Regions from separate parts of the Homo sapiens genome. Here region 1 is linked to region 2. Evidence: read pairs that join two places in POLR2A ChIA-PET (ENCODE). Cell type or tissue: A673. All regions are shown on one strand. Links, peaks and the distances in the headings refer to the core of each region. The heading gives the core; the rest is flanking DNA.

What was found. Peaks named below come from ENCODE experiments on the same cell type or tissue, not always from the same donor. Only the 100,000 strongest peaks of a DNase experiment are listed, where the experiment ranks them.
Region 1: POLR2A ChIA-PET joins it to region 2 with 13 read pairs; 3 of 35 experiments call an interaction of 5 or more read pairs at or near these places.

Annotation. Positions count from the first base shown.
Region 1 is chr5:134,147,316-134,163,441 of GRCh38, reverse strand. It overlaps SKP1 (S-phase kinase associated protein 1), which reads left to right. Exons shown (of 6, transcript NM_170679.3): 4 at 2,312-2,455; 5 at 4,847-4,987; 6 at 5,674-14,507. The coding sequence ends at 5,709. It overlaps TCF7 (transcription factor 7), which reads right to left. Exons shown (of 10, transcript NM_003202.5): 10 at 15,232-16,126. Among named protein-coding and RNA genes, the nearest start is that of SKP1, 22 kb to the left of the region's middle. In A673, for the core only: no CTCF peak of the experiment used is centred there; no DNase peak of the experiment used is centred there.
Region 2 is chr5:134,835,580-134,851,705 of GRCh38, reverse strand. It overlaps C5orf24 (chromosome 5 open reading frame 24), which reads right to left and starts at 5,738. Exons shown (of 2, transcript NM_001135586.1): 1 at 5,494-5,738. RefSeq lists silencers at 5,313-5,362, 5,393-5,772 and an enhancer at 5,292-6,027. In A673, for the core only: no CTCF peak of the experiment used is centred there; a DNase peak (open chromatin) is centred at 5,795; H3K4me3 peaks cover 949 bases; H3K27ac peaks cover 2,361 bases.

The sequences.
Region 1 (16,126 bases), core at 3,863-11,862, 690 kb after region 2:
ATGATGCCAAAACTATGGAAGTACAATAAAATCTCCTTTCCCTGTCTCTTATCTGATTGGAAACTGCTCCCCCCACAAAGTAATGTGGCATTTTTTTGTTTTTCTTTTTTACTGGCACCACCCGTTGTGAACCTAGGCATTAGTTTCTTTATATATCCTTTTAAGAGTTTTTTATTTTTAAATTTTTATTTTTTGTTAGTAGTGATAGTGATTTTTTTTTTTTTTTTTTGACAGAATCGCACTCTCTTGCTCAGGCTGGAGTGCAGTGGCACGATCATGGCTCACTACAGCCTCAGCCTCCTGGGCTCAAGTGATTCTCTTGCCTCAGCCTTCTGAGTAGCTGGGACCATAGGTGTGCACCACCAGTCCCATCTCATTTTTGTATTTTTCATAGAGACAGGGTTTCACCATGTTACCCAGGCTGGTCTCAAACTTCTGGGCTCAAGTAAGTCACCCACCTTGGCCTCCCAAAGTGCTAGGATTACAGGTGTGAGCCACAGTGCCCAGCCTATTATTATTATCATCATTTTTTGTAGAGACGGGGTGTCTCTATATTGCCCAGGCTATTCTTGAACTTCCGGCCTTAAGCAGTCCTGCCTCAGCCTCCCAAAGTGCTGAGATTACAAGTATGAACCACTGTGCCCAGGTTTAGAGTTTAAAAAATGCCTGGATAAGCAAATATTGACGTTTTTAAATTTTCTTATATAGTTGGAATACTTCCTAAAAAGCTATTATTTATTTCATTAAAAACCCTTAGCTGGGTGCAGTGGCTCACGCCTGTAATCCCAGCACTTTGGGAAGCCAAGGGGGGTGGATCATCTGAGGTCAGGAGTTCGAGACCAGCCTGGCCAACTAAAAATAAAAAAAAATTAGCTGGGTGTTGTGGCAGGCACCTATAATCCCAGCTACTCAGGAGGCTGAGGCAGGAGAATCGCTTGAACCCAGGAGGTGGAGGTTGCAGTGAGCCAAGATAGCGCCATTGCACTCCAGCCTGGGCAACAAGAGTGAAACTCAGTCTCAAAATTAAAACGAAAACAAAAACCTTTCGCTGGCCAGGCACAGTGGCTCATAGCTGTAATCCCAACACTTTGGGAGGGCAAGGTGGGTGAATTGCTTGAGTTCAGGAGTTTGCAACATGATGAAACCTTATCTCTACAAAAACAAAATACAAAAATGAGCCAGGTGTGGTGGCATGCACCTGTAGTTGCAGCTACTTGGGAGGCTGAGGTGGGAGGATCGCTTAAGCACAGGAGGTCGAGTGAGCCATGATCGCGGCACTGCATTCCAGCCTGGGTGACACAGTGAGATCTTGTCTCAAAAACAAACAAACAACCCTTTGCTTGGCTTTTCCTTATTGAAATTGTTCTTTCTTTTTTTTTTTTTGGATCCTGGCAATGTTTCTTGGCTCTGCCATTTTCTCTCAGCATTGTTTACTCCTCCAACATTTTGCTATGAAAAAGTTTTAGCCATACAGAAAAATGGAAAGAATTACACAGTAGACAACCATGTAGCCACTGCCTAGATTCTACAACTGAAAACACTTTCAGTATTGATTTTGGTCTTTATGCTGGTATGTATAGTCTAAGTAATCAGCTTCCTGAAACTTTATGGAGTAATTATTCTCCTATTAAGGAAATTTTGGGGCTTTTCCTGCTTTGTTCCTACACCAAATAGTCTCACACATGTGTCTAGGGTATTTGGAATTTGCTGGTTACAATATATGTACATATTCAGCTTTTCTGAGGAGTGCTGGATTAGCTTTCAAAGGGGTTATACCAATTTATACTCTCTAGAAGAGTTTGTGTTTCCTTTCCACTATTGCCCAACAATTAGTATCAGTTTCTTGATTTTTTTTCAATCTAGAGAAGTATCTGTAGTGTTAGTTTTGCTTCTAGTAAAGTTGAGCGTTCCTTATGTTTGGCTATTCAGATTTCATTTATTGGCTGTACATATTAACCCATTTCTCTTTAATGATTTTTGAAAGATTTTATATTCTCTCAGCTAATCATTGTTGTACATATTGCAGGTATCTTCCAGTCATTGTCCTAACTTTTCTTTTTGCATAGAAGCTTTTTAATGTAGTCAAGTACAGTACTCTGTCTGCATGGCTTGCTTTTATCTAATAAGATCTTCTCCCTTCTAGGGTTATAATGATTCTTCAAGCTTCATTTTTGTTTTTCAAGCTTGGCTGTTAATGGCTCAAGTCAACCTCTAGCTAGTTATTATTCCAATATAGGGATAAGTTGTCCCAGCAGTGGAATGAGTACCTTGTGACAAAGTGCCACAGAGGAATGAACTTTTGTTGTTGTAGGTCATTCAGTGGTGCACCCACCACAAGGATGACCCTCCTCCTCCTGAAGATGATGAGAACAAAGAAAAGCGAACAGATGATATCCCTGTTTGGGACCAAGAATTCCTGAAAGTTGACCAAGGAACACTTTTTGAACTCATTCTGGTAAGTTTTTAATGTGTAAGATAGCTCTACTCTAGAGCCTTTAAACACTTCTTATAGATTTAAATTTGCTAACTTCATTGACACTGAATTTTAATACTCTCTAAATTCAAATGTAACGCCATATTTAAATCCACATATCAGTAACACACTAAATGTAAATGGTCTAAACACAGTTAAAAGGCAGAAATTACCAGATCAGAAAAGCAAGCTTAGCTGTGCTGTCTGTAAGAAACCCGCTTTAAATATATAGACAGAACTAGGTTTAAAGAATGGAAGAAGATACGGTACACTAACACGAATCAAAAGAAAGCTGGAGTGACTATATTAAAATAGGTTTGGAGGCAAAGAATATTACCAGGGTTAAAGAGGATTATTTCATACTGATAAGGGGATCAGTTTTTTAAAAAGACATAACAATTATAAATTTTTATCTGGCTAGAAGCAGAACTTCCAAGAAGTGAAACAAAACCCAATAGAACTCAAAGAAGTCCACAAAGTGACAATCATAGAGATTTCAGCACCTCTCTCAATTAATATAACTAGACAGAAATCAGGATAACTTGATATAACACTATTGACCAAATTGTCTTAATGGATATTTATAAAATATTATATATATATATATTTTTGAGACAGAGTTTCACTCTTGTCACACAGGCTGTGGTGCAGTGGCATGATTTTGGCTCACTGCAACCTCCACCTCCCAGGTTCAAGCAATTCTCCTGCCTCAGCCTCCTGAGTAGCTGAGATTACAGGCATGAGCCACCATGCTCAGCTAAGTTTTTGTATTTTTAGTAGAGATGGGGTTTCACCATGTTGGCCAGGATGGTCTTGAACTCCTGACCTCAGGTGATCCACCTACCTAGGCCTCCCAAAGTGTTGGGATTACAGGTGTGAGCCACCGCGCCTGGCCTAAAACATTATATGTAATGATAGCAGAATACATATTCTTTTCAAGTGTATATTACCAAATAGACCATGTTCTGGGCCATAAAACAAGTCTCAGCTGGGTGCGGTGGCTCACGCCTGTGATCCCAACACTTTGGGAGGGTGAGGCGGGTGGATCACTTGAGGCTAGGAGTTCAAGACCAGCCTGGCCAGCATGATGAAACCCCATCTCTACTAAAAATACGAAAATTAGGCCGGGCGCGGTGGCTCACGCCTATAATCCCAGCACTTTGGGAGGCCAAGGTGGGCGGATCACGAGGTCAGGAAATCGAGACCATCCTGGCTAACATGGTGAAACCCCGTCTCTACTGAAAATATAGAAAATTAGCCGGGTGGGGTGGCAGGAACCTGTAGTCTCAGCTACTCGGGAGGCCGAGGCAGGAGAATGGCATGAACCCGGGAGGTGGAGCTTGCAGTGAGCCGATATCGCACCACTGCCCTCCAGCCTGGGTGACAGAGCGAGACTTCGTCTCAAAAAAAAAAAAAAAAAATTAGCTGGGTGAGATGGCACCCACCTGTAATCCCAGCTACTTGGGAGACTGAAGCAAGAGAATTGGCTGAACCTAGGAGGTAGAGATTGCAGTGAGCCGAGATCACGCCACTGAATTCCAGCCTGGGTGACAGAGTGAGACGGTGTCTTAAAAAAAAAGTCTCCATTGTAAAAGGATTCAGGTCATACAAAGTATGTCTTCTGACTGCAATGGAATTAGAAATCACAAACAGAAAGGTATCTGGAAAAATCTGCAACTACTTTTAAACTAACACATTTGCAAGTAACCTATGGGTCAGAGAAGAAATAGAAAGTATTTTGAGCTGAGTGGAAGTAAAACACATGAAAAATCGGTGAGATGCAGCTAAAGAAGTACTTAGAGGGAAATTGATGGAATGAAATACCTATATTATTAGAAAAGAAGAAAAGTTTCAAATCGGTGATCTAAGCTTCCACCTTAAACTAGTAAAAGATGAAATTAACTACAAAGTAAACAGAAGAATGAGAATATTAAAGGGCAGAAATCAATGAAATAGAAAACAGGTAAACAATAAAGTCAATGAAACCAAAACCTGTTTTTTAAAATGAGATCAATATAGTGCTATAACTGCTTACGTTTGAACTCTTTAAGTGTGGACAAATATTTTTGCCAAGACCTGATGTGGTATTTGTGTGCATGTGTACACACATACACAACAGTAGTGGCCGTTATTTCACATTTGAGCTAGTATAGTTTGGTTAAGGAAGCAGAAGGATTCAACATTATAGAGGTATAACAAAGAAGGTCACATAAAAGTCTTTCACAGAAGAACTTAGGAGTGATTTATTCTTCTCCCTTTAATTTCTTAAAATTAGCATTTTAAGCTTTATTAGATACGGAGTGTCAATCATTAACTTTGGATTTAGTTTAAAACATCAAGTATACTTTAAGGAAAACAACTGTCTCTTTACAGGCTGCAAACTACTTAGACATCAAAGGTTTGCTTGATGTTACATGCAAGACTGTTGCCAATATGATCAAGGGGAAAACTCCTGAGGAGATTCGCAAGACCTTCAATATCAAAAATGACTTTACTGAAGAGGAGGAAGCCCAGGTAGGTAGCACACAGTTTTGTCTTTGATCACATGCTCTTAAAAAGGGAGTAACACCTATAACATGCCAGCAAAAGAGGTGACTGTATCAAGTAGTCTTGATACTTTAGGGATAATATGTACTTAATGTGTCTTAAACATACTCTTACTGTTCTGTCTTTATGAATCTGAACACTTAGATGATACTGCATTTTAAGCATAAGAACAATTAGTTTTCAATGAGAAGAGCTCTTGTTAATGTATTAACAGTTACTAGTTTTGGCACCTGCAACTTTCTGTATAGACCATACATATCTGACATCAGAAAAGCAGGCCCTAGAGAGAAGTATATACTAGGGTACTTTAGAGCAACTTAATGAGGGGAGGAAATGAAAGAATAGATCAGAATGATTTTGTTGACATGACTACAGACTGAAATAATGTGAATGAATTAACTGAATTTGCTCTGTCAACTTTAGTAAATTGCCCATTGCCTTTGCTTTGTTCATAATTTCAGCAGGGCAGAATAAAAACCATGGGAGGCAAAGAAAGGAAATCCGGAAATATAGTCTTAACCTGGTGTTGTTCTAATTTTCCATCTGTTCTTCTGACTCAACTCACTGGCTATCGATGAATCAGTAGGTAGTATTTATAAGTCTTAGGAAAGACTACTCAAGTTAAGGTACTTCCCTATATCCATCTCTTTTAGGTACGCAAAGAGAACCAGTGGTGTGAAGAGAAGTGAAATGTTGTGCCTGACACTGTAACACTGTAAGGATTGTTCCAAATACTAGTTGCACTGCTCTGTTTATAATTGTTAATATTAGACAAACAGTAGACAAATGCAGCAGCAAGTCAATTGTATTAGCAGAATATTGTCCTCATTGCATGTGTAGTTTGAGCACAGATCCCAAACCTTACGGCCAAGTTTCTTCTAGTATGATGGAAAGTTTCTTTTTTCTTTGCTCTGAATAAAACTGAACTGTGGGTTCTCTATAAGTGGCATTTTGGGCTTTCCCTCTTTTTTGTAAAGCAATGTCTGCCTAGTTTATTGTCCAGTTAACTTTAGTGACCTTTTAAAAGTTGGCATTGTAAATAAAACAACTTGCAAAAAAGTTTTCTGGAATAGAATTAACAAAATATTATCTTTATTCATGAGTTGGAAACTGGAAAAAGGCTTCTTGAAGTAAATGTTCTGAGTGGAGCTACTAGGATGTCTTCCAGCCTCCTGCAGTCAAGGAGTACCACTGTATTGATTAGCCTGTATGTAGCAGGGCTCCCTTCATTGCATCTGAGGACTTGTTTTCTTTTTCTTTATTTTTAATCCTCTTAGTTTTAAATATATTGCCTAGAGACTCAGTTACTACCCAGTTTGTGGTTTTTTGGGAGAAATGTAACTGGACAGTTAGCTTTTCAATTAAAAAGACACTTAACCCATGTGGGATGTCATCTTTTTATAATTAGTGTTCCCATGTGGAGAAAATTATTCACACTACTTGCATGTAAAGAATAATTTAACTTTTAACATTAAAATATGTGGTAAAACCCAGAAAGCATCCATCATGAATGCAAGATACTTTCAATAAAAAGTAAGTTATATAGTAGGTAGTTAAGTTTGCTTTTGTGGACTTAAATGTGTCTCTTCACTTAAATGGGTTGAATGTGTATATATTTGTTCAGCTTGAAAAGACTTAGTTTATATCCTAGCTCACTGGAGGCTGCTGACATAACCATAACTTCTGTCCCTTCTAATTGTCATTTATATGCCTAACTGGAGCTAGTACTTTAATTCTTAACACAAAATTACTCTGCCATTGTTTCCAGCTTCCCTCCTACAATAGAATGAAGTTTTTTTGATGGCTTGAGATGGCTCACAAATTTTGATTTTTTTTTCTTCCTTGTGCTCCCTTTTTTTCTCCTTGCTTTTCCAGTTAACATCTATATTCACATGTAATCTTGTTTTCTCTTCACATTCACTGAGTTGTTCAGGCTCAGATCATCCCTTGACAGTAGTTTGCCTTCATCTCACCTTTCATTTGTCCCAAATTCACCTTATTTAATAAAGTCCCATATGTTGTCTCACTTAATTCCAATTTGTTGTCTGTACCAGAGATAGGAAACTATAATGTGTGGGTCAAATCAGGCCCATAGCCTGTTTTTGTAGTCTTTGAGCTAAAAATGGTTTTTACGTTGTAAAGAGTTATTTAAAATTCTCTCTCTCTCTCTCTCTCTCTCTCAGGAGATAAGCTTGTTTTCTGTTTGTCCTGGTTTTAGTGGGGAAGGTAGCGGTGTATAGTCCTAGCTGAATTGTCTCATCTACCAATTCCTGCTATTATAAGATCAACTTCTGCAAAAACCTTATCCACCTCAAGTATCCTTAGCAGCTGGGCATGGTGGCTTATGCCTGTAATCTCAACATTTTGGGAGGACAAGACAGGAGGATCGTTTGAGCCCAGGAGTTCAAGACCAGCCTGGGCAACACAGAAAGTCCCTGTCTCTCCAAAAAAAAAAAAAAAAATTAGCAGTCATATGGTGCATGCCTATAATCCCAACTACTTGAGAGGCTGAGGTGGGAAGATGGCTTGAGCCTGAGAGGTCGAGGCTGCAGTGAGCTGGCATTGCACCACTGCACTCCAGTCTAGGCAATAGAGCGAGACCTTGTCTCAAAAACAAACCAGAAGTATCCTTAGCAGTATTATGACAAACAAATCTTCACTGAAGGTCCAGGATTACTGCCATATGCCATGTTTAACTTGTAAAGGAAGTATCACCTTCTAAGAAACTGGAGCTTGTTATTACCACTTGATCTGTATAATACTCAGCAGTAGTTAGAATTATATGAGTAAATAACGTCACTATCCGTATTTAAAGGATAATGAGATCTTTCAGAAAGATTGGATGGACAGACAATATAGTAGTAATTTAAATTTTTGTTTCCTGACTTTCTGTAGTCCCTAAACAAACAACAAAAAATCCTAGTAATCTTAAACTTTTACATTAATAGAGATCCAAGAGAAAATAAGCCATTTTTCACCATTGTGGACCCAAATAAATCATAGACATGGTATTAAGAAGCCCTTTTCAGTCTGGTTGCAGTATTATTTTCCTACCTTTCTTTTTCCTGTTCCCTGCTGTATGCCCACTATTCCTTTAATATATCTACTAGAACTTTTCTAGGCTTTCACCTGGAGTGAGTGGTCCTTTCTCATTATCACAGTAGCCAAACCTCAGTCTTCAAAACTCCACTCATTTCTGGCTACTCTCTTACTTCCCAACTATTCTTCTAAACTAATATTGTGGCATTAAGTCATACCTTGAGGCTGGAGTTTTAGTGTCTTCATGGCCTTGGGCAAGTTGGAAATAGGTACTACGGTTTTATAGATCTAGTGCAGTCTGCTTTATATTAGTTCCAGAACTTCATTGGAAGTCACTTGACAGCAGGATTTAACTTGTATTTAGCAGCACTACTCCATGAATTTCAGTATAAGTAACAGAAGTGAAAAGTCCTTGTGAAATGCAGGTACAGGGCATAATGAAAACAAGAAGAGTAGTTTTAATGCATGAGAGGGGAGAGCTTGATAATAGCTGATAATAGCCTTGGTTTGGAGAGTGGTTACTGATGAATTATGAAGACTTTCTCTAATTACTGTTATAGTAGTAAAGGAAAGAAAACCCTTGTTGATAAAGTAAACTTAGGGATTAATTAGGAAATGCCTTTTATTTCACCAGGAAAGAGAATGAGAGGAAGAAGGTATTTGGCAGATTTGGGTGATTGAAGGATGTTTGTCGGTTTCCTCTGTAAACAACATGCTGCTTTCTGCAGTGTGCTGCTTTTAATGATGAAGTCCTTTCAAGGACTCCATGGCAGTCCTTTGGCTTCTCACCTTTTCATTGATTATGTCACTTGTGATCTAAAAGTAAACCAAAACCTTCCTGAATGTTAGCTTATTATTTTCTCCTTAACATTGTCATAGGCTAAAGATGTGCCCCCTCAAATTCTAATAATTTTTTTTTTTTTTTTTTTTTTTTTGAGACAGAGTCTCACTCTGTCGCCCAGACTGGAATGCAGTGGTGCGATCTCAGCTCACTGCAACCTCCGCCTCCTGGGTTCAAGTGATTCTCCTGCCTCAGCCTCCCGAGTAGCTGGGATTACAGGCACATGCCACCATGCCTGGCTAATTTTTTTGTGTTTTTATTAGAGATGGAGTTTTACCATATTGGCCAGGCTGGTCTTGAACTCCTGACCTTGTGATCCGCCCGCCTTAGCCTCCGAAAGTGCTGAGGTTACACGTGTGACCCACCGCACACGGCCCTAATAATTCTTAAGTTGTAGAAGCAAGTTACTCTTTTGAAGTGCCATGTGTTAGCTTGCCTTAATCTATTCTTGGTATACAAAATAGATACTGCTTTACAGTTCTTATATTTTCTCAGAGATTCACAAAATCATCCTGTAGCTCCCTGTGTGGGATTATAGCTGTGACTTTTTACTCTACAACTGTCAGAATACACCAGCTCCTGGAATTAAGCAAGAACTATATTGTGACTTGGTTGGACAGGTAACTGCAGCCTTGTAACATGACATCATAGTAATGCTGAGCTTATCTTAAAACTAGCTGGGGAGGGAGGATAGTAACAGTGAGTCACTGTGGGCATCTCACTTAGGGCAGGCAGATATTCCAAATCACATTGATTTTTCAGTTTACGTAAAAATTGACCAATCCTATGGGCTGTGTTCTGATCCCAACATAAATTTTGTTTAAGTTAATTTGCCTAGGCTCTCAATAAGGCAGTTTGGGAATATAAGGTGATTTTCCACCAGAAAAGAGAAAATTGAGAGAGCAGCAGACCTCTTGCTCTCAGCACCCTTTACAAGCTTAACTTTTGCTTGCCACCATTAGCTTTTGAAGATTTTTTTTAACTGCTCCTTGCAGAGCAGGACTACCCCATAGGCAGTGTGCCCAGAGTAGCCCGAAGAGCTTTTTGATTCTTCTTTTAAGAGACAAGGTCTCACCTCTGCCCCCCAGGCTGGAGTGCAGTGATGTGATCACAGCTCATTGCAGCCTCGAACTCTTGGGCTCCAACAGTCCTCCTGCCTCAGCCTCCTGAATAGCTAGGACTACATGTGTGTGCTACCATGCCTTGCTAGTTTTTGTTTTTTTAAATTGATTTTTATAGAGATGAGGTCTCCTCATGTTGCCCAGGCTGTTTTCGAATTCCTGGGCTCAAGATCCTCCTGCCTCAACCTCCCAAAGTGCTGGTATTACAGATGTGAGCCACAGCACCCACCAATTTTTCCTTTTCTAAAGCTCAGTGTACATTCTGGTAGGAAGGAATCAACCAAGTAAATGTTCTCCCTACAAAGTTGTTTGAGGATTTGAAAAGTTAATCTTCAATTATCTGGATTTGAAACCAGTCTATAACTTTTTAAGCTAGGAAGAAGTCAAGAATAAGAAGATTGCAAGCAAAGGGAAAGCTTACAAAATGGCTGAATCCTTAAAGTGTAGCTCCTGGCTTCTCCTTGGTAGGAAGCATTAGACATGGTTTCCCTCTAGGGAGCTGGGAGCTTTTGGTGTAGTTCAGGAGAGAAGGCATAAATACTGCTGGGAGGGAGTGGATAACTCTAATAAAAATGTTCCTGGGCTGGGCACGGTGGCTCACGCCTGTAATCCCAACATTTTCAGAGGCTGAGGTGTGCAGATCACGAGGTCAAGAGATCGAGACCATCCTGGCCAACATGGTGAAACCTCATCTCTACTAAAAATACAAAAATTAGCTGGGCGTGGTGGCACATGCCTGTAGTCCCAGCAACTCGGGAGGCTGAGGCAGGAGAACCGCTTGAACCCGGGAGGCGGAAGTTGCAGTGAGCCGACATCACGCCACTGACTGCAGTCCAGCCTGGCGACAGAGCGAGACTCCGTTTCAAAAAAAAAAAGTTTCTGGACAGAACAGATTAATGAGCCAATGGGGGGCTACAGAGCTGAAAGGTGCTACGAAAGGTTTTGTAAAGTGAAACTAATTTGGTTTCAAGAATCAAGTTGGATTTGTTTGGGGGTGGACAGATGCCAAAGTGAGGAAAAAGCAGTGCACAGTCAGGAACTAACAGCAGAAGGTTGGGTGTTGGTACATTTCCCTGAGAATATAGACTAAAGAGAAATTAGGGCAGGATTAGTCACAGTACTTTGCTGACACTCAGTAGTATTTTATCAGCATTTATTCATCAGACCCACATTAGGCAGGGCAATTTTTGAGTGAGCTAAATTCTAATTTTTTTAATTTTAATTTTTATTTATTTATTTTTTGGCTGTTCAACTAAACCAGTCTTTTGAATGTTGGGGGTTTTACAGTTAGAGTCCTGATGACTTTTTCTTGTTTACTGTTGTTAAAAATCACTACCTCCAGTGGTCACAGAGAATGAGTAAGAGAACTGGCTGTGCATATCAAGATGAAGTATGGTGTAAGAAATATTTCAGAGCATGTCCTTTGGCCCAAGATTGAGCCATTTGGACACCTAAGCAGGATTGGCTGAATGTTATCCTTTCTGCTGAGGCATCAGTGGAGATGATCATTAGTGGTGGCCGAAAAGTGTTGTCGAAGGTGCTCTTGCTTGACACACTTCCAATGCGGGACATAGTTTGAGTGATAGATGGCTAATTCATTGATAATGTACTTGTTGCCTTGCAGTCTTGTGTACTGCTGGCTACCTCTGGTCTGTGTGCCAGTATTGAGCAGCATTCTATGGGAGGAATGTAGTTGCTCATAACAGTGTCTGCTTCCACATCTGTAGTTCTTGCGACCTTCTGATATCTGTCAACTTTAAATTTTCTGGAAGTATTTAAGTATATTCAGACCTTCTGATATCTCTTAACTTCAAATTTTCAACCTGCTATATAGCAGCCTCTTATTGCACACTGAGGATCAGCTTATTTCCTTAAAGTGCTCTCACTTTGAATACCTCCCACCTATCTGGTGAAAATTCTTATTTGTCCTTTCTTTCCTGAATGTACCATTTCACAACCTCTAACTGCCTTCTTCAGTTGCTTTGCAGATTTTTCTGTTCCAGGAAGCTTACGGAAAGGGGTGGGAAAATAGAGAAGCTGTACTCTATCCTCAAGTACTCAAGCAGGGTTTCCAGAGTGGCTTTGTAAAAATTTTTATTTATTTATTTATTTATTTTTGGTGAGTGGAACCTGGCTTTTCCTCTTCCCTCCCCAAGCCCCACCCCGCTTCCTGACATTGCACATGCCTGAAAGAACTAGGCTTCAGATAAAAGAATGAGAACACTTGAATGAAAAAGGAAGACTTGGTCCAGAGCCCCTGGTGAATATGAAAGAAGTATTGGCCTGGACTATCTCCCGCATAATTCACAGCTGCTATCTTGTCTTCAGAAGTGAAACATCCCTTACCAATAGTGACCTAACTTGTGAGGACTGCTTGTGATAGTATAGTTCCCACCCCCAGGACATAAGTTTTCCCTTTCCAGTTAACATGCCTAATCCCATGCTATCTTTAAGAGCTTGAAAATCCTTCCTGACCTGAGCTAGGCTTTTATTCTAAGGGACTGTGTATGTGAACATCCCCACCATCTATGTTTCCTGTTTTCAAACTCGGTGCCGTTTTGAGTATTTTCAGATGCTCACTGCCAGTAATGGTTTGTTAGTAGCTCCAAACTATTAGAGAAGAGCTCAGGAGTCAGAATTTGAAAGATGCCCATAGGGTGATTTGAGATTTGGAACAAGGTTATCACAATAAGTTGGGATTGGGGGAGTTGACACAACCAGGGTCTGCTTGGGTGGGCAGCTGTTTCAGAAACCCTTGGTGAACTCTTAAAGCCCTGAAGAGCTTAAAAAATGCTCTGAAGAGATCTGAGAGTCGCAGTTAAGGACTCTCAAAGAACCTCAAAGAAAAGCCAACTTAGCCTTTTTATACAATTAACTAGATTTGGGTCTTAAATTCTACTTTGACATATAGGCCTAAGAGGTAGTTTAACATGGCCTTGTTACCCTTACCCCTTCTGTTCTGTGCTGTTTTCTGAGAAACGGATGCAGGAACTGATTCCCTTTCTTCCTCTCTGGAACAGGATATAAAGAACCCTTCCGCTTCCCTTTACTTGTGGCCTTCCTGGCCAGGCTTATGTATACTGAACAAAGCTAGGGTGCAGTGCTTCTGAGCTAGCTGTTAGGGGTCCACAGCCAGAAGGAATGGGAGACCACAGGAGCCATTCAAAAGATAATTACATGTCAGAAGAGAGTCCATCCATGGGGTTCTGTTAAAGTAGACACCTTCACGTTGGGAGACATAGGCTTTGTCTGCTTGCTGGGCTGAACCCTCACCATATCCACAGAGAACAAAATGGGGAGCAGCTGTACCAGGGGAGGGATGAACGTCTTTCACCCAAGTTGCCAGTCTGCTAGTTGTCTGGAAATGTTCAAGGGAGGCTAAGGTATCTTGTCTTATGATGTCTCAGGAAACAGGGTTGGTTCTCAGCTGGCAGTGAAGGGGGACTGGTGTGGTATTAGCAGTTGAACTTGAGGTTGCAATCTCAAGTCACCCTCTGGCCTCGCAGGAATGCACCAGGGTGATTTGGGAGGATCTGAGTTTCCTTTATGAAGTCAGATTAAAAAAAAAAAAAGCTGATCTGATTTAAACAGAGTTGCCAAAGACTTCCCCGCCAATACACAAAGACTGCATTGTTCAGGTACCCTGTGTACTCTAAGTGAGACACCAAATCAGATGCAGCAACCTGGTCTTGCATAAGCCCTGGTTAGAATGTAGGTTTTTTAAACAACTAGGCCAGTAGCCAGAACAGAATTCTTTAAAATGGGACAGATGTCCAGAGAATGGCTAGTGTCCTCTAGCACTCTCTCAGAAGCAAAAGCAAGTCTGGGGTTACAACTTCCAGTGGCCTACTTTAAATAGACGCTGTTCTGGAAAATGACTTTATACTTTAAACACAAAATCCAAAAAATAGAACTCAGTGGAGTGACAATGACAATGCATGATGGTGGCCCAGTGGCTGTCCCATGTGAAATACTTCTTGCCTGACATGTATCATCTACTTGTTGACTGACCTATTGAGGTGCCTTCATGACACCTTTTACATTCATGATAGGTCTCAGGAAGACAGCAGTGTACTTGGTGGAAACTCATGTAAAAAGTGGGTTGTAGGGAGCTAAACAGTGAGTACACATGGTATATGGATACGGAATGGAATAATAGACATTGGAGACTTCAAAAGGTGGGAGATGAAAGGGGGATGAGGTATGAAATCCTACCTGTTGAGTACAATGTACACTACTTACGTGCACAGTACACTGTTTGGGTGAGAGGCACACTAAAAGCCCGGACCTCACCGCTACCCAGTATGTTCATGTAACACAGCTGCACTTGTACCCCCTAAATGTATACAAATAATCTAAAAATAGCCCGGACCTCACCGCTACACAATATATTCATGTAACACAGCTGCATTTGTACCCCCTAAATGTATACAAATAATCTAAAAATAAAGTGGATATGGTGGCTGTCGTGTCCACCAACAGCGTATGTAACTTTTTAAAAAGTGGGTAATAGATTTATCAAACTTGAAGGCTTGTGTGAAAATATGAAAAATACTTTGCGTCTTAACAGATGCAGTCTTTGGGTGCAGCGCACCAGCACGGCACATGTATACATATGTAACTAACCTGCGCATTGTGCACATGTACCCTAAAACGTAAAGTATAATAATAATAATTAAAAAAAAAGATGCAGTCTTTGGGAGGAAGGGGTGCTATTAAAAAATCCTCCTTTAGGATTTTGTGGTGCTAATAGGTTATAAAAGACTCGTTTGCTCTTGTTTTCCTTGAAATAGGATATGCACTTGTGGAATGTTTTCTTTTCTCTCTGCCCTCAGAGGAAAATGGAGCCTAGTGGTCATGTGTACCTATTTCAGGTTGAATTGTCTTGTCAGCCTTTATGGACGGCAGTTGGCAACTCATTTATTCTTATATGAGCACTGGGGAGCAGGCTGGCCTGCATCATTGTGGGGTTAAGAGCAAAGCTTGGAATGGGAGTATAGGCATAGCTCTCAGGTGAGGCAGGCAGGGCCCACACCCCTTTAGGGGAGATGACAAGTGTAATCCCTGGTTTCTACAGGCTGGAGGTTTGGGAACATATGTACCATAGGAAACAAACTCCAAGTTTCCTGACTGTGGAGAAGGAAAGGAAAGAATATCATGCTCTGTTACTGAAACAGCTTATTCCTCAGGGTCAGGCTTTGAAAAACAAACCCAGTAAAAAGTATCTTTATTCTCATGTTTAAAAGTTTTTCTATGATGATGCATTAACAATACAAAAATATTTTGAACACTACAATAATCTTTTTCTCAAGACTTCTTGCAGTGTTACACTAGAATATGTGATCTTTGGATTCTGAGAAACCAGTGGCTAAAGTAGGAACTAAAGGCTTTTTTTGAGGGGTGTGTGAATACATGGACAGCCCTTTTTTTTTTTTTTTTTTTTTTTTGAGATGCAGTCTCCCTGTTACCCAGACTGGAGTGCAATAGCGCCATCTCGGCTCACTGGAACCTCCGCCTCCCGGGTTCAAGTGATTCTTCCGCCTCAGCCTCCCGAGTAGCTGGGATTACATGCGCGCACCACCACGTCCGGCTAATTTTTGTATTTTTAGTAGATACAGGGTTTCACCATGTTGGCCAGGCTGGTCTCAAACTACTGACGTCAGGTGATCCACCTGCCTCGGCCTGCCAAAGTGCTGGGATTACAGGCGTGAGCCACCGCGCCTGGCCCGGCAGCCCTTTTTCTTTGGATTTAGGCAAAAAACAAAAATTAAATTAAAGACTTGTTTTTCAAGGCTGAGGGTTGAAGCTTGGCTCAAAAATGGGTTAACGTAGGCTATGGTGAAAACCTGTTGTCCACTACTGGAGGTTTTCTGGGCTCCTTGATCTAGTTGTAATGGTCCTCTGTCCCGCAGCCCCATGGGGAAACTGGAGCCGGCCAGGCGGACTGAATGCTGAAAGACAGGCTCTGGCTGTCATGAGGTTTTGGGTTTGCCCTCTCAAGCTGCCCAGGAGCTGGCTGGACTGCCATAGATGAACTGGAAATGGAATTGTGAAAAAGGCTCTGTGAATGGGGAGGGGTGCACACTGGATTTGGGCCATGACTTC
Region 2 (16,126 bases), core at 5,343-13,342:
TTAGGAAATGGTTAGCCAAATATGACTTTTGATGATTCAACTTCAGAACCAACAATTTACAATGTAGCATACCATGGTTTTTCAATAGCAGCACTGTCATTTGGGTCAGATAATTTTGTTGTGGTTTGTCCACTGCATTGTACAATGTTTAGCAGCATCCCTGGCCTCTACCCACTAGATGTCAGTAGCAACACCTCTCTCCCTTCCCCTAAATATTTGACAATGAAAAATTTCTCCAGACATTGCCAAATGTTCCCTGGGGGGTGGGGGGCGGGGAATCCACCCTTCACCATGAAATCACTTGATTATACTAAAATGAAAACACAGACCCAACTTAAAATATTCTCACTTAAGTTTTTATTCACCTTTTTAGCCTCTTCCTCACCAAATATCCACAAATTCTTTCTTACTGCAAAGTCAAATAGATTTGGTTTCCAAATGGAAGAAAAGCAAATGCCAGAATTAGTAAAGACAACCAGGATGGCCACGATGGCTCACGCCTACAATCCCAGCACTGTGAGAGGCCAAGGCGGGAAAATCACCTAAGGTCAGGAGTTCAAGACCAGCTTGGCCAAAATGGCAAAACCCTGTTTCTACTAAAAATACAAAAATTTACAAAAATTTTGTGGGGGAAAAAAAAAAGTTCTGTGACTTACCAGGAGGGTAACAAAAATAAATAAATAAATAAATAAATAAATAAATAAATAAATATATGTATTTCTGTATGTATAAAATATGTATGTGTGTGTAGTGTGTGTGTGTGTGTGTATATATATATATATATATGAACATTCATAATCTATCAGAGAACTCAGGATATACAGTCTCAGCTTACATTATGTTAGGCTTTTAGAGGCAAAATGCCACTATCCTTGACTCAGATATCAATCCACACTGAAAAAAACATACCATTAAAAAATTAGTCGTGCGGCTGGGCATGGTGACTCATGCCTCTAATCCCAGCACTTCAGGAGGCTGAGGCAGGCAGATCACCTGAGGTCAGGAGTTTGAGACTAGCCTGGCCAAAATGGTAAAACCCCGTCTCTACTAAAAATACAAAAAAAAATTAGCCTGGTGTAGTGGTGCACGCCTGTAATCCCAGCTACTCGGGAGGCTGAGGCAGGAGTGTCGCTTGAACCCAGAAGGTGGAGGTTGCAATGAGCCAAGATCGCAACATTGCACTCCAGCCTGGGAGACAAGAGCGAAACTCCAACTCAAAAAAAAAAAAACACTTGCAATTTTTAAAAAGCATGCATCTTGGCCAGCCATGGTGGTTCACGCCTGTAATCCCAGCACTTTGGGAGGCCAAGGCGGGTGGATCACCTGAGGTCGGGAGTTTGAGACCAGCCTGACCAACATGGAGAAACCCCATCTCTACTAAAAATAAAATTTAGTTGGGCGTGGTGGTACATGCCTGTAATCCCAGCTACTCAGGACGCTGAGGCAGGAGAATCGCTTGAACCTGGGAGGAGGAGGTTGCAGTGAGCCGAGATCATGCCACTGCACTCCAGCCTGGGCAACAAGAGCAAACTCCATCTCAAAGAAAACAAACAAAAAACCACATATCTCCATTTCTTCATTCCTTCAATATTGTCCAGAATTTATGCCTTTAGTTTGTATTATGTAAATTTAGTTCTGACATAACTCACATTTATTGAGGGCCAACTCCATGCAAAACACTATTCTAAGCACAAATTGACAAGAGTAAAGCTATTTATTCCAATGGAAAGATAATGAGACACTGACTTAGCCAGGTGTGGTAGCTCACGCCTGTACTCCCAGCACTTTGGGAGGCTGAGGCGGGTGGATCACTTGAGGTCAGGAGTTCGAGACCAGCCTGGCCAACAGGGAGAAACCCCGTCACTACAAAAAATACAAAAATTAGCTGGGCATGGAGGCATGCACTTGTAATCCCAGCTACTCGGAAGGCTGAGGCAGCAGAATTGCTTGAACCCGGGAGGCAGAGGTTGCAGTGAGCTGAGATCACACCTCTGCACTCCAGGCTGGGCAACAGAGTGAGACTCTCTCTTTAAAAAAAAAAAAAAAAAAAAAAAAAAAGACACTGACTTAACATTTCTGAAGTGCAGGGCTTCTGTATGTTCTATATATTCCTTCCCTGCTACTGCCAAGAAATCAGTACAGTATTCTACTTAATAATTAATAAACAAGCTGGACAAGGAATTTAATATGAGAATTACTCGTAAATAATTAACTTTAAAAACGCAAACAGAACTAAAACCAATCCTTTCCTATTTTCAGACTTCAACTTTATTAAGTTGGGAATCAGCACTATTAGATGCTTATGTGCATAACCATCACTATATATTTACATGCAGCATATTTATGTTTATATAAAAAGTATTTGCATGTGAGCTTAACCCTGCACTCCATAATGCCTTCCTCCTCCCACTTCCGAGCTAACTATTGTTGAAACACTCCCTTTTTTTTTTTGAGACGAAGTCTAGCTCTGTTGCCCAGGCTGGAGTGCAGTGACTTGATCTTGGCTCACTGCAACCTCTGGAACCCCGGTTTAAGCGATTCTCCTGCCTCAGCCTCCGAAGTAGCTGGGATTACAGGCATGTGCCACCACGCCCAGCTAATTTTTGTATATTTAGTAGAGATGGGGTTTCATTATGTTGGCCAGGCTGGTGTTGAACTCCTGACCTCGTGATCCACCCGCTCAGCCTCCCAAAGTACTGGGATTACAGGCGTGAGCCACCGCGCCCAGCCTCTTTTTTTTTTTTTTTTGAGACGGAGTTTCACTCTTGTTGCCCAGGCTGGAGTGCAATGGTGCAATCTTGACTCACCGCAACCTCTGCCTCCCGGGTTCAAGCGATTCTCCTGCCTCAGCCTCCTGAGTAGCTGGGATTACAGGCACATGCCACCACGCCCAATTTTTTTATTTTCGGTAGAGACGACGTTTCACCATGTTAGTCAGGCTGGTCTCGAACTCCTGACCTCAGGTGATCCGCCTGCCACAGCTCCCAAAGTGTTGGGATTACAGGCGTGAGGCACCACGCCCGGCTTTTTTTTTTTTTTTTTTTTTTGAGACGGAGTTTTGCTCTTGCCCAGGCTGGAGTGCAATGGCGCGATCTTGGCTTACCGCAACCTCCACCTCCCGGGTTCAAGCAATTCTCCTGCCTCAGCCTCCTGAGTAGCTGGGATTACAGGCACGTATGCTAGGCTAATTTTTATACTTTTTTTTTTTTTTAGTAGAAACGAGGTTTCACCATGTTGGCCAGGCTGGTCTCAAACTCCCGAGTTCAGGTGATTCGCCTGCCTTGGCCTCCCAAAGTGCCGGGATTACAGGCGTGAGCCACCACGCCGGGCGGAAAGACCCTTTCATTGAAAGTATGCAAGCGACATTTGTTTTTTGTTTTGTTTTGTTTTGTTTTGATATGGAGTCTTGCTCTGTCGCCCAGGCTGGAGAACAGTGGCCCGATCTTGGCTCACTGCAAGCTACGCCTCCCAGGTTCTCGCCATTCTCCTGCCTCAGCTTCCCGAGTAGCTGGGACTACAGGCGCCAGCCACCACGCCTGGCTAATTTTTCGTATTTTTAGTAGAGACGGGTTTCACCATGTTAGCCAGGATGGTCTCGATCTCCTGACCTCGTGATCCGCCTGCCTTGGCCTCCCTAAGTGCTGGGATTACAGGCCACAGCCACCGCGACCGGTCCCAAGCCACATTTCTTAAGAGTCAGAATGGTCCGGCGCGGTGGCTCAGGCCTGTAATCCCAGAAATTTTGGAAGCCCAGGTGGGCAGATCAGTTGAGGTCGGGAGTTCCAGAGTAGCCTGGCCTGGATAACACAGCGAAACCCTCTCTCTAAAAATCCAAAAAATTAGTCAGGCATGGTGGCGGGTGCCTGTAACTCCAGCTACTCCAGAGGCTGAGGCAGGAGAATCGCTTGAACCCAAAGGCGGAGGTTGCAGTGAGCCGAGTTCGTGCCACTGTACTCCAGCCTAGGAAACAGACTCCATCTCAGGAAAAAAAAAAAAAAAATAGGATGAATACTACATTTCCAGACAGCGTGGACTGAATAGAAGCCAAGAGTTATAGAACAGGTTGTGTAGACTATCAAAGGTTAAAGATCATCTTTTTAAATAGTTACTGAAGCCGGGTGCAGTGGCTCACGCCTGTAATCCCAGCACTTTGGGAGGTTGAGAAGGGTGGATCACGAGGTCAGCAGTTCGAGACCAGCCTGGTCAACATGGTTAAACACCATCTTTACTAAAAATACAAAAATTAGCTGGGTGTGGTGGCGCATGCCTATAATCCCAGCTACTTGGGAGGCTGAGGCAGGAGAATTGCTTGAACCCGGGAGGCAGAGGTTGCAGTGAGCCGCGATCGCGCCACTGTACTCCAGCCTGGGGGACAGAGTGAGACTCCGTTTCAAAAAAAACAAAACAAACAAAAACAACCAATAAATAGTTCCCTGAATGTACAGGAGTCAACTAAGAGCTTCTATATATTTGGACTGTGACTAAATTCGAATACTTAAAGCATAAGCTAAAACTTACCATCCTTGAAGTTGTTTTATTGTGTTTAACTCCTAAAGTTTAACCCCTAAAATGAGCCGTTCTTTATAGAACAATTCCTTTCTCTTCTCTTGAATGTGGCAGTCATTACTGCCAACATAAAGAAATGTAACTATTTTTAGTAACTTCACAAAGCATCCCTGAAGCTTTCTAAACATGGAGAAAGCTTCCTTTCAAGAAACCCAAGTTCTGTTCTCCAAAGATCAAAGATCACGTAATTCTCAGAGATTTATTTCAGGTCATTTGACTAACTATTATGTATAATCATATACGTTTCATAATTCTAAATGAAGATTTGCAACTCACCTCAATCACTCTGAAAGTCCATTCAGCAGAGGCCAATAGCCACGCACCCTGCCCCACCACGGAAAGTTTTGATAATAGGACGGCACATAAATAACGGCCTCCTTTGTCTTCTTCCTGCTCCTTAACTGTGCCCCACGGTGCACAAATAAGGACTCTCCTTATTTTGACACGAGGCGTTTAGAATGTATTACCTGTTGTGTGCTGAAAGCGACTATTAGCGTATTGGCAATAACAAGTTTGCAGAAGATGCACGCCACCCTAGAGAAAGGGTTGTGTACCCTCTAAAAAGCAAAATTCATAAGCCGCTATCCGTCCACTCGGAGTTCCGCAAGCGTAGAAGTCCACGGGCACTCCATCGCGACGCCGATCTCGAGCCGGCAGGCTTTTATTTAAAGGCGAAGGGCGGACTGCGGATTCTGACCTCTCAAAGAAAAGAAAGGGGGCTCCCTCCCCCCGCCGCAGGAGGAATGTCCCCCCGTAATGGCTCCACACCGGGGAAGAGCAGGCTACGTCCGGGGCCCCTCCTCTCACTCCGGCTACACTAGGGCCCCTTGGCAGGAGGCCTCTTCTCCCCGGTCAGCGAGGCGCCCGTTCTCGCCGCCGCCCTACCCCGCTCCCGGCCGGCTGACCAGCCCGCGCACCCCTACCTACCTCAGCCGCTCGTAGCCCGGCCCCTCGGCGCGTCTAGGGGCTTCCCAGCGGCTGGGAACCTCGTGCTGGCGCCGCTCCCTCCCCAGCCCGCCGCCTCTGCACGGTGCGGAGAACGGGCCAAGACGGAGTGGCAGGCAGCGAGGGCGGCGGCGAGGCAGGCGCTGGCTCCCAGCACCCGCCGCGGCCGCCGCGCACGGTCCTGCCCCGGACGCAGTACGAAGAGGCCGCTACCACCCTGTAGTGTTAGAGGCGGCGTGCGCGAGCTCGCGAGGGCCGCGCACGCACACGCTCACTCGCATCGCGAGACCCGATCTCCCGCCGCCAACCTGCACGCAAGCTTTGGGAGGGAGCCAGGCTGGCAGGCTGCGCTTGCGCGTCGTGGCCTTAAGCCTGAGCTGCTGGTGATCCGGCGTGGACCGTCCCCAGTGGCTGGGGTTGAGGAACCCACCAAATGGGGAATTAATAACTTCCTTACTTGTATTGGTTTTCACCACAATTCTGAGATGCTGGAACTCCTGCTGACCCCATTTCTTAGATACAGGACAAATAAATGATAGTCAGGGGAGTTGGGACTCTTCATGCCCAGGATCATGTGATAATGAAAAGCTTTATTTTATGGGACATCCTATGATCCACGCAGATTACAGGCGTAAGCCACCACGCCCCAGGAATTGTCGCATTCATTATTCCATAATCACAGGAAAGGATGGAACAACAAACTACCGCTATTATGTTTTTCTTGTGAGATATCTGACATATCAGTCACCTCACACAAACCCACTTAGAAGGGATTCATTTCCTCACTCCTTCCTCCTGTGAATTTCCAGATGTCAGAATGGAGAGGATCCAGAATTAGGGCAGCTACTGAAAGGGAGACACTTTATTAAGCAGTGGGAAGAGGCTAGAGGAGGATGCTTGCCCTTTTCCCCCATGTAATGAAGGATATTTGAGGATGGACAATTCATAGAACTGAGTTCTACCATAAGCACAGCCCTGAGCCAGGTACTGCCCTGCCAGTAGGAAAGAAAGGAGGAGAAACAACTTTTCTGGACAAACACACAAGCCAGGACACAACACACGAAACAAGCAAGCCCATTCATTCAAACTACTGAGGGACTGGAGACAGATAAGCCATGTGAACAGTTGATCAAACCTACACCAATAAAAACTCTGGACAGCCTGGGTGCGGTGGCTCACGCCTGTAATCCCAGCACTTTGGGAGGCCGAGGCGGGCAGATCACGAGGTCAGGAGTTCGAAACAAGCCTGACTAACATGGTGAAACCCCTTCTCTACTAAAAATACGAAAATTAGTTGGGCATGGTGGTGCGCACCTGTAATCCCAGCTACTCGGAAGGCTGAGGCAGGAGGATCGCTTGAACCCAGGAGGTGGAGGTTGCTGTGAGCCGAGATCGCACCACTGCACTCCAGCCTGGGACAGAACGAGACTCCGTCTCAAACAAACAAACAACAACAACAACAAAAAACTCTGGACACAAAGCTCAGGTGGAATTCCCTGGTTGGGAAGCTAGGATTTTTTTGGCAGACGGAGATTCATAACATGATTCTAAACATCATTCCAACTAGGTGGAGTGATTCACACCTGTAATCCCAGGACTTTGGGAGGCCAAAGCAGGAGGCCAGGAGTTTGAGACCAGCCTGGACAATATAGAGAGATTCTGTCTCTACAAAAAATAAAACAATTAGCTGGGTGTGGTGATGAGTACTTGTAGTGCCAGCTGCTACGGAGGCTGAGACAGAAGGAAGGACTGAGATAGGAGGAAGGAGACTGAGGCTTCCTTAAGCTGTGTTTGTGCCACTGCACTCCAGCCTGGGCAACAGAGTGAGACCCTGTCTCAAAAAAATAAAATGCTAAAAAAACAGGATTAATCATGCTAGTGTTATTTATATGTAAAAGGAAAATACCAATATAGAAAAGTTAAAATATGTACACAGATTTTAAGGCATATTAAGTAGCCTATCTAAAAACAAGTTTTTTTTCTAAGCAAGGTTTTTTTGCTCTTGAGGTGGAGCACTCCCATACCATATAATCACTATTCCAAATCTGTAACTCTAAACTCTTGTCTGAAATGGCATTTGTACATAAAAACATTTAAGAAAAAGAAATTTTCATTCTAAAAAAGTCAAGTAATTTGCAGGCCCAATGGAGGGGTAGCCAGAATAACAAAGAAGTCAGGCAGCCCTGAGTTTGAATGCCTTTCTGCCACTTGCCTCCCATGGTATTTTGGGCAAGTCATTGCTCCACCAAAAGTTTCCACATGTAAGAAATTAAGACAATGTCTTCCTTGTAGAGCTGTGAAATTAAATAAGGTAATAGGACTATTTAAATATCCATCAGTGGCCAGGCACAGTGACTCATGCCTATAATCCCAGCACTTTGGGAGGCCAAGGCGGGTGGATCCCCTGAAATCAGGAGTTCAAGACCAGCCTGGCCAACATGGTGAAACCCTGTCTCTACTAAAAATACAAAAAATTAGGCATGGTGGTGCATGTCGCTAAATCCCAGTTACTCGGGAGGCTGAGGCAAGAGAATCGCTTGAACCTGGGAGGCGGAGGTTGCAGTCAGTTGAGATCGTGCCACTGCACTCCAGTCTGGGTGACAGAATGAGACTGTCTCAAAAATAACTCAGCTTAGCTACTTGGTAGGCTGAGGCGGGAGGATCGCTTGAGCCTGGAAGGCAGGGATTACAGTGAGCCACGCCACTGCACTCCAGCCTGGATGACCAAGCGAGACCCTGTCCCAAAAGATATAAAGAAAAAAGAAAATATTCACCACTACTTAGATGTTCATTATACTATTCTATTTTCAAATATTTACCATTTTCCATAAAATATTTTAAGCTCATACAAGTTATATTGTTCTTGAAAATAACCAAATAATTCCAATAAAATCTTGAATAAGAATTCATGGGAATAAGGCCAGGCACGGTGGGTCATGCCTGCAATCCCAGGACTTTGGGAGGCCGAGGCAGGTGGATTACTTGAGGCCAGAAGTTCCAGAACAGCCTGGCCAACATGACGAAACCTCGTATCTAGTAAAAATAGAAAAATCAGCCAGGTGTGATGGTGCACATCTGTAATCCCAGCTACTCGGGAGGCTAAGGCACGAGAATCACTTGAACCCCAGAGGTGGAGGTTGCGGTGAGCCAAGATTGGCCACTGCACTCCAGTCTGGGCAACAGTGAGACTGTCTCAAAAAAAAAAAAAATTATGGGGACAAATATTCATCATTACAGCTAAAGGGAATAACTGAGGAAGACTTGCAAAGGATTTGAGTTTCGAGTTTGGATTTGAAAGTGCCAGACATGAATTGGTGGAGTAGAAGCTGTGGTGGCTACAGGGAAGACAAAAGCAAGTACATTTATAATGGTGGAACCTTTGCCCACTGAATGCTCCAGGAAGGGTTGGAAGTGGGCTTTAAATGCCACTTTAGTCTGGAGATATTTCACAGAAGCACCATGAGCCAGGAAATATCAGCAAGAAATCTCCAGCCAGCTCTCTTTAGAAGGAGATCTAGCCACCAAGATGAAACTGCACACTTACATCAGCTGATGACCTTAGTAAAATAACACCAGCCATTTGGTGAACCACTAGCTAGTGGGTATTTGATCAAGGAATAGGAGACATTCCAGGTTTACTCACCCTCTGACACATCTACTCATTTATGCTATATGTTGACTTTAGCTTTTTTTTTTTTTTCAGATGGAGTCTCACTCTTTCACCCAGGCTGGGTCACTGGATTATGGCCCAATCTTGGCTCACTGCAACCTCCACTTCCCGGGTTCAAGCGATTCTCCTGCCTCAGCCTCCTGAGTAGCTGGGACTATAGGCATGTGCTACCATGCCTGGCTAATTTTTGTATTTTTAGTAGGGACAGGGTTTCACCATGTTGGCCAGGCTGGTCTTGAACTCCTGACCTCAGGTGATCCTCCCACCTCGGCCTCCCAAAGTGCTGGGATTACAGGCAGGAGCCACCGTGTGCAGCCAACTTATTTTAGATTCAATGGAGCAGACAAATGTTATAACCATGCAAAATAGTGCTTCAAGAAAATCTAAACTATCTTCACAATAGTCACTATGAGAGAAATAGTGACCAATTCATTTTTTATATAGGAATTTGCTACCACTCTAGGCAGCTCCTCTTATAAAATTCTAAAATTCTATAAACTTCTAAAATTTGACCTCATATTAAAGCAATCAGCCTCCTACTAATGTCTACCCACTGTCCTAGTTTTTTAGACTCACATTGCACAAAGTTAGTCATGTGATTCCACTTGACTCTATAAGGTGCTCATTTAGTTCAGGCCTCTAGAAGCTCTTTTTTGGATATATTATAAATATTATAACTAATCTCCACTATGTAGCTCCTCTGTACTTCTTCAGCCATCCCCTCCCCCAAAGTCAGGCATAGCCATGTGACTTGCACTAGTCAATGAAAGTGACAAATGCAAGATTCTCTGAGATTCTTCTCTGCCATTAGGACTGTGATGTTAGAGTTGCCATCAGTCTGGATCCTGGATTCTGGGGTTAGATAGATGTGAAGTAAAGCTTCTCCTCTTACAACACATGAGGATAATTTAGCATAGATGAGAAATAAACTTTTTTTTTTGAGACAGTCTCATTCTGTCACCCAGGCTGGAGTGCAGTGGCGAGATGTTGGTTCCCTGCAACCTCCACCTCCCGGGTTCAAGCGATTCTCATATCTCAGCCTCCCAAGTAGCTAGGACTACAGGCACGAGCCACCACACCTGGCTTTTTGTATTTTTAGTAGAGAGGGGGTTTCACCATGTTGACCAGCCTGGTCTCCAACTCCTGGCCTCAGGTGATCTGCCCACTTCAGCCTCCCAAAGTGCTGGGATGACAGGCGTGAGCCACTACACCTAGCCCAGAAAAATTAAAAAAAAAAAGAAATCACTGAGATTTTTCTTACTACACCATAATCTAGCTGTAGTAACTGGAAACTACAAACGTTATTTTTACCTCTGATGAAAAGCTAAGAGAGAATTGAAGAAATAACATAATCCAAAAAAATTGAGGAAACGGGCCCTTCTACGATGTAGAGGGGCAGGTGTAAAAAATTTAACCTTGCCAAAGAACAGTCTGGCCTTTACTGCTGGCTTCTTGGAAGTAATCCCTAAACCCTTGGAATGTCATGCTTCATAGTGTTTTTGTTTGCCTGGGGCCGTGGGTCATGCAAGATAGTCTAACAATGTGATTTAGTGTGAAAGAGCTGGGTCACATGGTATCAGCTCCACCTCCTGAGGGACTGAAAACTGATCAGCCATATGGCTAATTAATCATGTCTACATAATTAGCTCCAATAAAAACTCTGGATACCAAGGCTCAGATGAGCCTCCCAGACAGGTGCAATGGCTTATGCCTATAATCCCAGCACTTTGGGAGGCCGAAACAGGAGGACTGCTTGAGCCCAGGAGTGGGAGATCAGCCTAGGCAACAACATAGGGAGACCCTGCCAATACCAGAAAAAAAAAAAATGCCAGGCATGGTGGCACATGCCTGTGGTCCCAACTACTTAGGATGCTGAGGTGGGAAGATTGTTTGAGCCCATGAGGTTGAGGCTGCAGTGAGCTGTAATCACGTGACTGTACTTCAGATTGAATGACAGAGTGAGACTCTGTCCCCAAAATATAATAAACCAGGCACGGTAGTTCACGTGTGAAATCCCAGCATTTTGAGAGGCTAAGGAGGGAGGACCACTTGAGCCCAAGAGTTTGGGGCTACAGTGAGCCATGACCATGACACTGTACTCCAGCCTGAACAACAGAGCAAGACCTGGACTCAAAAAATATACAAATGAATGAATAAATAAATAGGGTGCTGCTAAGGCCACATCACTTCCCTGTTCTTTTTTTTTTTTTTTTTTTTTTGAGATGCAGTCTCGCTCTGTCGCCAGGCTGTAGTGGGGTGGTGCAATCTTGACTCACTGCAACCTCCGCCTCCCGGGTTCAAGCGATTCCCCTGCCGCAGCCTCCCGAGTAGCTGGGACTACAGGTGCACACCACCATGCCAGGCTAGTGTTTTGTATTTTAGTAGAGATGGAGTTTCACCATTTCGGCCAGGATGGTCTCGATCTCCTGACCTCATGATCCGCCCACCTTGGCCTCCCAAGTTTCTGGGATTACAGGAGTGAGCCACCGCACCCAGCCACTTACCTGTTCTTAAGGTTAAGTTACTCTAGGCTAGGTGTGGTGGCTCACGCCTGCAATCCCAGCACTTTGGGAGCCTGAGGCAGGCAGATCACTTGAGGTCAGGAGTTTGAGACCAGCTTGACCAACATGGTGAAACCCTGTCTCTACTAAAAATACAAAGAAAAAAAAATTAGCCAGGCATGGTGGCACGCACCTGTAATCCCAGCTACTTAGGAGGCAGACACGAGAACTGCTTGAACCTGGGAGGTGGAGGTTGAAGTGAGCTGAGACTGCGCCATTGCACTCCAGCTTGGGTGACAGTGAGACTCTGTCTCAAAAAAAAAAAAAAAAAAGGTAAAGTTACTCCTTAAATTTAACACTTGCATTAGCATCTACAATAACAGCATCCTCTTTCCAGTCCCTTCAGCTGCAGGGTATGAATAATAAAAGCAGTATTGACATATTCTAATAATGCTGCTTGATATAAGCAGGCCAAACTGAAAAAAACTAAAATACCATGTATGTACCACAAACCACATCTTCTATATAGTATTTATTGTTACCAGACAGGCAGGCTTTGGAATGAAGATAGATACGGATTTAAATGCCAGGTCTGCCACTTACTAGCTGTGTGACCATAAACAATTCAACAAGTATTTATTAAATGCAAAACTGAAGATACAAAATATAGGACATGGACTGTGATCTCAGGGAGCTCATATTCCACTGAAATCATTGAAATGGACAATCAAACATATCATTGGAATTTGGTGTTAAGTGCAACAAGAATGGTGGGTCTGATGTTTTTAGAAAATTAACTCAGATTGGGTTTTTTTTTTTTTTTGAGACAGGGTCTTGCTCTGTTGCCAGGCTGGAATGCAGTGGTGTGATCATGGCTCACTGCAGCCTCAACCTCCCCAGGCTCAGGGGATCCTCCAACCTCAGCCTCCCAAGTATCTGGGACTATGGATGTGTGCCGGGCCAATTTTTGTATGTTTTGTAGAGACAGGGTTTCCTCATGTTGCCCAAGCTGGTCTTGAAGTCCTGGGCTCAAGTGATCCTCCTGCCTTAGCCTCCCAAAGTGCTGGGATTACAGGTTTGAGCCACTGTACCTGGCCAGATTGGTCTTAATGAGGTGCTATAGTACACACAATACATACATAATGTACTGTCAAATGCAGAGGCTTTTTCAAGGGCATAGGTATTTATCAGTAAGTACTTCATCTGCAACAAGACCATACTTAGACAATTTTTTTTTTTTTTGTAGAGACGAGGTCATGCCATGTTGCCAAGGCTAGTCTCAGACTCCTGGCCTCAAGTGATCCCCTCACCTGAGCCTCTCAAAGTGCTGAAATTATAGGGATGAGCCACTGTGCCTGGAGTACACTTTTATTTGTTTGTTTGAGATAAAGTCTTGCTCTTTCACTTAGGCTGGAATGTGGTGGCGTGATCTCGGCTCACTGATTCTCCTCTCAGCCTCCCGAGTAGCTGGGATTACAGGTGCCTGCCAACATGCCTGGCTAATTTTTGTAGTTTTTTAGTAGAGACGGCGTTTCATCATGTTGGCCAGGCTGGTCTCAAACTGACCTCAGGTGATCTGCCTGCCTCAGCCCCACAAAGTGCTGGGATTACAGGCGTGAGCCACCGCATCCGGCCGGGAGTGCACTTTTAAACATCACACTATTCCACTTATCTCCCAACATTTTTTCTTCAAAAGTATACATCCTTGAAATACAATTTGAACTCAATATAACATTTTTCATAGTTTCTCCAAAAGCTTCAGCCTGGCCCAAGGTAGGCCATATCACATAGGCAAATCACCAGTGAATTTGTCTTTTGAATGATAAATAGTGATTATATAAATGTGAATAAAAGGAATATTTGTCTATATCTGGAATTTGGCTGCCTCTAAAGACCTTTCAATTGAGGGTACAAGTGTTTTTGTTTTGTTTTGTTTTTAAATACAGACGGGGTCTCCCTATATTGATCAGACTGGTCTTGAACTCCTGGGCTCAAGCAATCCTCCCGCCACTGCCTCGCAAAGTGCTAGGATTACAGGTGTGAGCAACCACACCCAACCCAAGTGTTCTTAGATACTTTCATATACATAGGAAAAAAATGAATCTTGCTTTGTACATTTTAACTTATCAGTAACAGCTGACTGTCCCTGCTAAATATATAGCTTTATATCAATAATAAAAAGAAAGATAGGGTCTTGGTCTGTTTTGGCTGCTATAACAAACTAATGGACTGAATGGCTTACAAAAGACAAAATTTTATCTCTGGAAGCTGGAAAGTCCAAGGTCAAAGTACTGGCCAATTTGGTGTCTGGTAGAGAGCCAGCTTTCTGATTCACAGACAGCTTTTTTTTTTTTTTTGCTATGTTCTCACATGGCAGAAGGGGCAAGGGAGTTCACTGGGGTCTCTTTTATAAGGGCACTGATCCCACTAGCCCTCATGACATAATCACCTCCCAAAGGCCTCCAAATACTATCAAATTGGGAATTAGGTTTCAACATCATGAATTTGGGGGTAGGGGGAGGGTACAAACATTCAGTGTATAGCAGAGAGCATAAGAAAATCTACCCCTATTCACCCATTATAATAATAGTGCCAGCCAACATTTATTGAATGCTTACCATATGCCAGGCACTATTTTTACGTGCTTTAAGCATATTTATGCTTTAAATGTATTATTTCACCTCATCCTCATAACAATCCTAAGATGTACATATTATATCTGAATTTTATATATGAAAAAACAGATAAAGTGGCCAGGCACAGTGGCTCACGCCTATAGTCCCAGCACTTTGGGAGGTCAAGGCGGGTGGATCACCTGAGGTCGGGAGTTCTAGACCAGCCTGACCAACATGGAGAGACCCCATCTCTACCAAAAATACAAAATTAGCCGGGCATGGTGACGCATGCCTATAGTCCCAGCTACTTGGGAGGCTGAGACAGGTAAATCACTTGAACCTGGGAGGCGGAGGTTGCAGTGAGCTGAGATCGCGCCATTGCACTCCAACCTGGGCAACAAGAGTGAAACTCCATCTCAAAAAAAAAGAAAAAACAGATAAAGCATTTAAGCAAGCCCAAGGTTGTTCAAGTACCCTCCCAATATACATACTTGATTATGTATATGAACTGTTATACCAATACAGTAACAATATATTATATAGCAACATATTATAAAAAACTTAACAGGCTGGGAGGGGTGGCTCATGCCCGCAATCCCAGCACTTTGGGAGGCCGAGGTGGGCGGATCACGAGGTCAGGAGTTCGAGACCAGCCTGACCAATATGGTGAATCCCTGTCTCTACTAAAAATATAAAAATAAGCCAGGCATGGTGGCACGTGCCTGTAATCCCAGCTACTCAGGAGGATGAGGCAGGAGGATCACTTGAACCCGAGAAGCGGAGGTTGCAGTGAGCCAAGATTGCGCCACTGCACTCCAGCCTGCATGACAGAGTGAGACTCCATCTCAAAAAAAGCAAAAACAAAAACAAAAACAATAACCTTACACAAAGTAAAATTTTAAAGAAAGGATGAGATTTAGAAAGAAAAATAAGGCCAGGCGGGCCCAGTGGCTCACGCCCGTAATCCCAGCACTTTGGGAGAGCAAGGCAGTTGGATCATCTGAGGTCAGGAGTTCGAGACCAGCCTGACCAACATGGTAAAACCTTGTCTCTACTAAAATTACAAAAATTTAGCCAGGTGTGGTGGCGGGCACTTGTAATCCCAGCTACTTGGGAGGCTGAGGCAGAATCACTAGAATCCGGGAGGCGGAGCTTGCAGTGAGCTGAGATCACGCCATTGCACACCAGCCTGGGCAGTAAGAGCAAAACTCTGTCTCAAAAAAAAAAAAAAAAAAAAAAAGCTTCTCAATGACCAGCCAGACATCAGGATGTAAAAAATAAATAAATGAGTATAGGCTTCTCACTAAGTTATTTTTATTTAGAAAAATATATCTTTCATTTAAAAATATTTACTTAACACATATGGGTTGTGAGTTTTTTATAAATATTCTACAACTTAAAAAAATAAAGAAAGAAAAAAAAATCCAGGTGCGGTGGCTCATGCCTGTAATCCCAGTAGAGGAAGGAGGATTGCCTGAGGCCAGGAGTCTAAGATTAGCCTGGGCAACATAGCGAGACCCCACTGCTACAAAAAATAAAAAATTAGCCAGGCATGGTGGCACACACCTGTATAGTCCTACTTACCTATTCAGGAGGCTGAAGTGGGAGGATCACTTGAGCATAGGAGTTTTGAGACTACTGTGAGCTATGATCATGCCACTGCACTCCAGCCTGGGCAACAGAGCAAGACCCTGTCTCTGAAAGTAAAATAAAGAAGAAAAAAAAACACAGAAGCTTCAAAATTTTCTTCCTGCTTTTCTTTTTGAGATGGAGTTACTCTGTCACCCAAGCTGGAGTGCACTGGCACGATCTGGGCTCACTGTAACCTC